Linked DNA regions of Homo sapiens: region 2 is linked to region 1. A link is a contact called in ENCODE Hi-C or POLR2A ChIA-PET data. All regions are on one chromosome and are shown on one strand. The core of a region is the stretch at or near the end of the contact, and the rest is flanking DNA. Distances in the headings are between cores, read along the strand shown.

What was found. Hi-C counts contacts between places; a loop is a spot of excess contacts on that map. ChIA-PET counts read pairs that join two places held with the same protein, here RNA polymerase II (POLR2A). Pooled maps may share reads with other maps.
Region 2: a map of B cell shows a loop between it and region 1 (5-fold over the local background). The contact joins two enhancer-like sites. A Hi-C loop is called at or near these places in 2 of 168 maps with a recorded cell type or tissue (B cell and MCF 10A) and 1 of 50 pooled maps. POLR2A ChIA-PET finds 5 or more read pairs at or near these places in 1 of 52 experiments (HCT116).

Annotation. Positions count from the first base shown.
Region 1 is chr2:234,567,043-234,571,366 of GRCh38, forward strand. No RefSeq gene overlaps it. Among named protein-coding and RNA genes, the nearest start is that of ARL4C, 72 kb to the left of the region's middle. Within about 2 kb of position 2,854, at least 2 of the 41 ENCODE cell types and tissues checked have a DNase peak (open chromatin) inside an H3K27ac peak, as active enhancers do; they include B cell, where a contact is called at or near this core.
Region 2 is chr2:235,042,857-235,047,064 of GRCh38, forward strand. SH3BP4 (SH3 domain binding protein 4) reads left to right here. Exons shown (of 6, transcript NM_014521.3): 4 at 1-391. Among named protein-coding and RNA genes, the nearest start is that of SH3BP4, 93 kb to the left of the region's middle. RefSeq lists an enhancer at 607-1,108. Within about 2 kb of position 1,380, at least 9 of the 41 ENCODE cell types and tissues checked have a DNase peak (open chromatin) inside an H3K27ac peak, as active enhancers do; they include B cell, where a contact is called at or near this core.

The DNA of each region.
Region 1 (4,324 bases), core at 1,604-4,103:
CTGAAATAACACATCGAACATAGGGTGTACTGTTCTTATGAAGACCTCACATAAAATCCTTTGCCCTGGGACAAATGTGCTTCTTCCCACCTGGATACAGTTTACCCTAATTCAAGACAAAAATTGTGAAAAGGAAATAATCAATCTTGAGGTTTTTGTCTTCATCCAATCAAGCACCCAGCACTATTAAGACTTCCTCCAAAACACACTGAATTCCATGCAGTCTTTCCATCCCATTGGCATGGTCATTGTTCAGGATGCAAATGTCTTTTCCCTGGATCAATGTGACAGACATCCATCCAAATGGCAGCTCTGCCTCCATTCGTGTTCCCCTGCAGCAATCCAGCCACCACCATACGGCCACAGGGCTCCTTTAAAAGGGCCAATCATGTCACATCAGCCCCTCTCCCAACCAGTCCTGTTTAATAAAACTTAATGCTCCTCCCATGGATCTTGTGAGCAAATTTAAACTCCAGCTGGTGGCTCATGAGACCGCTTGCTATCAGCCCTGCTATCAACCCCCTGCCAATCCTTGCAGTGGCCTTCACCTCTCCTCCCCTGATGTCCAGCAACACTGGATTTCCTGTGCCCTTGGGTTGGGTGTGCTCTCTTCACATCTGGGCCACCCATGTGATGCTGACCACCCCATTCTCTCTCCTATTGCCCCCGGATCGCTGCTCATCCTTCTAATGTCAGCTTCGACACCACTTCCTCCAAAAACCCTTCTTCAGCTTCCCAAGTGTGTGCTACATGCCTCTCTGTGTGCATCCTGGGGCGAGGGTTCCACGGGACCCTCAGCACAGTGTGTGATCTTGGCCACCAAATATCGGGGTCCACCTGCAGCCTTTAAGCTCCAGCCACACAAAGACGCTTCTCACTTGTTTACCTTTGCATTCTGATGAAAATGACACCCAGACATAAGATGCCCTTATTGGGACAGGGAAAAGTGAGGACAATGTGGGAAAGTTCAAGAATGAGGCCTGAGAAACCCATATAAGGAGGAGAATGAGGGATTCAGCCTCTTGACAGGGAATGTCCTCATTCTTACGGTATCATCCCACCATTACCCACTGATTTCAGAGGGAGGATGTGCTTCCGATGGAGACGCTCTGTAGCAGCTCCTTCGTCGAGTGATGGAATGCAGCCACCCAGCATACATGCCTCTGGGTGGGGCCCTGTGAAGACAGCAGTGTCACCAATGGAGTGTTGCCAGCCAGGGTATTTGAATCTGATCAAGAGAAAACAATCAGACAAATCTAGAGGAAGGCCGTCTTCATGACAGCTGGTCTGGACCCTCTAAATAGGTCAACAGTATGAAAAGCAAAAGATGAGGTGGCTATTCTTGATTTTCTAAAATAGAGATGAATAGCAGCCAAATACAATGCTTGATTTAAAAAAACACTGTAAAATATTTTTGGGACAATGGGGACTTGAACATGGAGTGGCTTTCAGATGATTTCATGGGATTCTTGTTAGTCTCCTTACGTGGGATCATTGTACTGGGGTCATGTGGATGGCGCTTATTCACTGGAGACTGGTGCATACTTAGGGATAAAGATCACAATGTCTGCAACTTACTTTCAAATGATTCATCAATAAATATATTTTGTCTCTGTGCACACATATGTGTGTATGCACACAAATGTCAAATGCATATGTGGCAAAATGTTAACAATTGGTGAATCTAAGATGCAATGTTCATTTTATTATTCTTCTTATTATTATTTTGAACAGAGTCTCACTCTGTCACCCCGGCTGGAGTGCAGTGGTGCGATCTCAGCTCACTGCAACCTCCGCCTCCCGGGTTCAAGCGATTCTCCTGCTTCAGCCTCCTGAGTAGCTAGGACTACAGGCACGGGCCACCACGCCTGGCTAATTTTTTGTATTTTTAGTAGAGGTGAGGTTTCACCATGTTAGCCAGGCTGGTCTCGATCTCCTGACCTCATGATCCGCCTACCTCAGCCCATTATATTATTTTTAAACTTCTCTGTAGGTCTGAACATATTCAAAGGAAAAAGTTGGAACAAGAAAGAGTGACTCAGGATGGAAACCTTGCCACCAAGGTGGGGTTACGTGGGGTCTGTGCCTTGAGTAGTAATGCATAACCCAGAAATCAGCCCTAAGCAGAGACACTGAGGACAATGGCGCGTGTTGGGCACTGCACAACCCTAAAGGAGCCATTTACATAGACAATCGTGTCAATGATGCTTCCCCCCATACCCTGTTCAACTGTCCACAGTCATCTGTGCCTAGAGGCAGTATATGCTGAACTAGACCGAAGCCTAGAGTGGCCAGATTCTGCATGCAGGAGTGGGGATTGGAGTAAACTAAATCAGTGTTTTCCAAGGTGTAGATCATGAGGGATTACTAAGTATTCTCTGAGACTGGAGGCGTTGTGAGGGCAGGCTGTGTATGGCTTTCTTCTGTTTCACCAGTGCAGAGCCCAGTATTTAGCACAAAATAGGGAGTCAATAATTTTTGTTTTTGCAATAACAAGTTAACTGCTACCAAATACATTTAAGAAATAGTGCATGAAACAGGATTGCTAGAATAAGATTTCTCAGAGACTTTGATACAGTAAATCCATGGGTGAATCTCCAAAAGGAGAACACAGGAGGCAATGTTCCTGAAACTAGCTCAACATGGAAACCTTCAACCACAAAGTGGCTCACAGGCATATTGCTATGTCCTGGATGCAACGTGTAAAATGTATTTCTTGTGGGTCATGGTCGAGAAAGTTTTAAATTTCCATTTTTAGAAAAAAGTCCATGAGTGTTTGTTGCTGAGATTTCTTGAGCTTCCTTCTTCTGCTCTTTCCATGGCTAACTATTTAGCTAGCTGTCAAGCCTCCTGCTGCTGTCTTCCCTTTCTTGCTTCAGTAAATCTGAGTCTGCTGCCACCCAAGAGCTGTGAAGTTTCTGCTGCTCCTCTTCAGTGGTTCCACGGTTCCATTTGCTGCACTATTGAGAAACTTTCTCAGTTTCTGGTCACAGGAACTAACTTAAATCAGCTGAGACACAAAAAGACAATTTATCGGTTTATGTGATCAAAAAGTCTGGTCATGGCCTAAAAATAAATCATAACATTTCTGTTTCTCTCTCCATTTCTCTGCCAGTGTCTTCATGTGGCTTCCGGAGGCCCCAGACTCATGTCCTATTAGTTTAGAGGTCTGACCCTGAGAGGCAGAAAGAAAGCACTTATCTCTACAGATCTGCTGGGAAGGTCTTGGGGAAGAATGTCACTAGTCAAGCATGAGTGGGATGCCTGTCCCTAAGCCAATCACTCCAGCCAGAGCAATGGGGTGCTCTGATTGTCAGGCCTGGGGTTTGTCCCACCATTGTAACAGGATGGGATGACAGCCAGCCCACCCAAACCACAGGAAATGGGTTCCCCACGGGAAGACACTTTCCTCTACCAAAAGAAAGGAGAAGCGATGTCGGGCAGACAAAACCAATGGATATCTAGTGTTAGCGCTAGTGATGGGCCAAATACTATTAAAACCCAGACAGTGCCCTTTAATGAGCAATTCAGAAGCTTACGAAAAAGGAGAGGGTGATGGGATTTGCCCAGGACCGCTTGGGTGGAAAGCTCATTGTTCCAGAGAAAATTCCATGCAGTTGATGATGAAGTCCCTCATTTACCAGAGATAAAATCTCGAGCCACTGGCGAATAGTTCAAATAACCATTCTGCCAAGCAACTGCCTACACATACACGTTGACTGAATGCAAACTTTTACACCATTTCCCTCTGAAACCAAGAGGAGTCATTCCAATAGGCTAGATTGATGTTCTTTTCCTCAAAGGGCTCACAATCTAAGGAAAGAGACAGCAAATCAAACAAGTACAGAGCATTTTAATAAGGGCTTTGAGAGGAGAAGATAAGGGGGTCTAGAAAGGAAGAAGGTCCTTACCAACAGAGAACCCAGAAAAAACCACAGGAACCTCATAGAAGCAGGTGAGTCCCATGGCTAGAGTGAGGGTGCCTGCTCTAGGCTACCCTGGACAGGTAGTGTTCTGCCTCCCATGGACGGTACTCTCTGTAAGACGTCCAGACATGACAAAGAGCATTCAGAGGAAGACATTCTGAAGAATGGATAAATCAAGTCTGTGCTATATGGGAAACTGTTGCAGAATGATAGTCTTGAAAATTTATTTGAAGGGCTGCCATAGGGGAAAGGGATTTGACTTGTGTTAGAGTTTCCAGGAGCGCTGCAGTGAGCCTGTCCCTGGAACAACACAGGGAGTCATGCTTTGCTTCTAGAGAAGGAAGCACTTTCCAATAAAAGGCCATCCTGGAAAGGCATGAGATCTTTAGGGAGAAAAT
Region 2 (4,208 bases), core at 130-2,629, 470 kb after region 1:
GCTGTGGACCAAGGAGTGGTACATCGGCTACTACCAGGGCAGGGTGGGCCTCGTGCACACCAAGAACGTGCTGGTGGTCGGCAGGGCCCGGCCCAGCCTGTGCTCGGGCCCCGAGCTGAGCACCTCGGTGCTGCTGGAGCAGATCCTGCGGCCCTGCAAATTCCTCACGTACATCTATGCCTCCGTGAGGACCCTGCTCATGGAGAACATCAGCAGCTGGCGCTCCTTCGCTGACGCCCTGGGCTACGTGAACCTGCCGCTCACCTTTTTCTGCCGGGCAGAGCTGGATAGTGAGCCCGAGCGGGTGGCGTCCGTCCTAGAAAAGCTGAAGGAGGACTGTAACAACACTGAGAACAAAGAACGGAAGTCCTTCCAGAAGGAGCTTGTGATGGTGAGTGCTCAGCAGGTGCCTGGGCGTTCAGGGGTGCTGCTCAGCAAAGCCTTTCCGCCTTCCCAGTGCACATGGGCGTGGGCCGTGGTGTCGTAAGTCACCAGGACAGTGTCTGTGGCTGATGTCCCGCTGCCTGAGATAGGTGCGGCTCAGCACAGCCTTTCGCCTTCCCAATATGCGTGGGCGTGGGCCGTGGTGTTGTAAGTCACCAGGACAGTGTCTGTGGCTGATGTCCCGCTGCCTGAGATAGGTGCGGCTCAGCACAGCCTTTCGCCTTCCCAATATGCGTGGGCGTGGGCCGTGGTGTTGTAAGTCACCAGGACAGTGTCTGTGGCTGATGTCCCGCTGCCTGAGATAGGTGCGGCTCAGCACAGCCTTTCGCCTTCCCAATATGCGTGGGCGTGGGCCGTGGTGTTGTAAGTCACCAGGACAGTGTCTGTGGCTGATGTCCCGCTGCCTGAGATAGGTGCGGCTCAGCACAGCCTTTCGCCTTCCCAATATGCGTGGGCGTGGGCCGTGGTGTTGTAAGTCACCAGGACAGTGTCTGTGGCTGATGTCCCGCTGCCTGGGATATACGTGTGGGGCTTGAAGTGTGCTTGAAGTGGAGATGGGGTTTACGGGGGATCCTGGGGGGCCCCAGACAACCCAAGGACCCTGCAAAGAAGAGCATTCCAGTTACTTTTCCCACCGAATCTGTGAGCTCCAAGAGGGTCCCAGAATGGACCAGATGCGGGTGGGGGCAGAAGGCGGCCTGTGCTCTCGCCATTCAGTTTAGATCTCTTGGGAGCAGATGTGGTTCGTTAGATTCCCAACAGGGTCTCTGACTCCAGAGTCCCACGAACCGCTGCCCCAAAGCCTGTGTTCATTGTAATGTGAGTTTTTCTTGCCTTTGCTTCCTTGAAGCTTCTAACATCTCTGTATTGTTTCCACTTCCCCCTCTGTGTTGGTTTGAGTTGGGGCGAGGACAGCATTTGTTTTGCCAGCACAACCGTGAACTGGAATCCAAAGAAATAAAAGGGGGAAGTAAGCATCAGACTGTGGGTTACGCCCTGGCCCACGAGCCAACCGGGGAGCATTTGCTCAACGCTTTCTTAGCACTGCTCCCCGCAGGCAGCCCCACCGTCAGCAGAGCTGGGTCCTGGCGGTTACCTTGGCTAGGCTTAGCCATATCCGTGTCCTGGCATCCCCAGGGGTGTTTGTGGTGGAGAGTCCCTGTGGACTTCTCCCTGTGATAGAACGGAGTCCACCCCTATCCTCCGGAGAGGGGCGCATTGCTGGTGTTCATTCCTGTGGGAAAACCCTGTGACCTTGGCGTGTGCCGCTCTTCCTCGTTCCTCTGAGCCCGCAGGCTTTCTTGCATCCTAGCTTCTGAGAGGCGTGCTTCTTGGTGCCCGGCCTTTCTGCCACCTCCCCGGCTCCCCTGGATTGAGCCCTGTTTGTCTGGGAGAGCCCAGAGTGTCCTGTAGACACAGGTGTGCAGGCAAGGGTCACATGTGGCACATACCCGGCTCGGCTGCCCATGTTGAGCCAGGAGACAGAAGGGACGCAGCCCGGCAGGAGTGGGGCAGGAGTCGGGTGAGACCCTCTCTGGGTGGCCTGCAGTCGTGTGCAGTGCCAGAAGCATGGAGCCACGAGATTGCCCAGGGGAGGGAGATGGAACTGGAAGCGGCCGTCAGGGGGGCCACCTTGGCAACCAGGAAATCACTGCACTTGGGTGGGGAGGAAGCGAACAAACGCAGCAGGGAAGCCTCCGGGCCCCCATGTGGGGTCACCTGCAGGGAGGGGATGGCCTGCGTCCCTCCCATCAGCCATCACCCATGTGTGATTCAGAGCACACCTCCTGGCTCTCCAGAACCTGGTGCCGGGCCGTGGCCTGGTCTCCTCACGGGTGCACCCAGCACAGTGGCAGACAAAGCGCCTCCATCCCGTGAGAGCCTCTGTGCGGGCGGCCCCGAGACCACAGCCGTGGCTGTGCATGCTGTCGTGGAACCTGACAGCATTGCTGAGCCCAGGACACTCACCTCGACGTTGCACCAGAGGTGGAAAAATGACACAACCAGGAGTACCACACCAGCTGTGGAAAATAACCGCCGAGTAGGTGGCTTTTACACTCATTTTCCTGCTTTTTTATCTTTTTCCAAAAGACATAAATGATCAAACTCTCTCAATTCGATTGGTGAGCATCTCTGGGAGGGGATTTTTTGGTGGGCCTCCCTGTCCGCTCCAGGGAGGGGTGTGTCCTCTGTGCCCGAGTCCTTCCGCTACCCAGAAAGGAGGAAGTGAAACTTGCCCTTGGCCAGGTCGGCTCCCTGAGGCAAGGTTAGATTTTGTGGTGATAAAGTGAAACTGGTTTTGCAGTGTCCCCACCCGCCCCCCACACCTGTGTCAGTCATCATCTTGGCCAAACTTATAGAAACCACAGACGGATTTCTCCCAGGTCGTTTATTAGGAGACCCTGAAAACTGGCTGTTCTATTCCGCTTGTCATCACAGGGCTGCCACGATTTCTGCGGCCTCTGCCACCGCTTTACCTGCCCCTCCCAGAGAGTCACAGCCAGGCCACCCCCTGCCTCTCATTTTTAGCATAGCTTTCGGTGTCCTTGTTCTGATGCCTTGGGTTGGAAACAGTGTTTAAATGATGGGGAAAATGTGAGAGTTTGAGACAGTCAGTGTGCAGGGAGATGGGAAGGAAAAAGGAGTCAAATGAGACCTGGGTTGTTCCTCTCTCCACTGCCTTTAGAACGGGGTCAGCCTTTGCCCCTGCCCCACAAAGTCGTGTAAGATCTGGCCCTACCCATCCCAACCCTGGGGGCCACTGTGCTCTGTGCACCCCTGCCCTGAACACACCCAGCTCGCCCGGCCTCCAGCTCCTGCAGATGCTATGCTGTTCCTCTTCCTGGAGCTCCCTTTCCCAGACCTCCTCATCTCCCTCAGCTGCCAGCTCAAATGCCGTCTCTCCAGGACGTCCTTCTCTGCAGCCCCGCGCACTCCATCATCCTCTGTCTCCATGGTGTTTCTTGAATCAGAAGCGGTTTGTTTTGGCCAGGCATGGAGGTTCACACCTGTAATACCAGCACTTTGGGAGGCTGAGACAGGAGAATCGCTTGAGCCCGGGAATTCAAGACCAGCCTGAGCAACATAGTGAGGCTTCATCTCTCCAATTTTTTTTTTTTAAATCAGCCAGGTGTGTTGGTGTGCACCTGTAGTCCCAGCTACTTGGGAGGCTGAGGTGGGAGGATCACTTGAGCCCAGGAGGTCGAGGCTACACTGAGCTATGATCGCAGCACTGCACTCCAGCCTGGACAACAGAGTGAAACCCTGTCTTGAAAATAAAGGAAGAGAAGAAAAGAAACAAGTTTGTTTATGTTCTTGTGCACTTGTTTCTCATTATTACTCTAACTGAACATAGGTCCCATGAGAGGAAGGGCCCCGGCACATAAGAATCACTGAGGTACTAGATGGATAAGTGATTGAATGAATGAATGATGGATGAATGAATGAATGATGAATGAATGAATGAATGAATGCAGGCCTTGGGCTGGGCTAAGAATCCAAGCGGGAGGCATTCTCACGTGGCCATACCATGCTTCTGTTCTGTGGTTCCATTTCCTCTTTCCATTCTTTTTGTGCCTGTTTTTGATAGAGTCCGTGTGTGAGGCATCCCCGTACCTCTGCCTGCCCCTTCCCAGCAGCATGGCTGTGGCTGCACTCAGAGCACCCCTCTGTCCTGGCCACTTCTCTCCCACCAGAGCCTCTGTCCGTGATGGTGTCAGCTGAAGAATGACAAGGTTTGTTCATTTGGAAAGGAGAGCCTCATT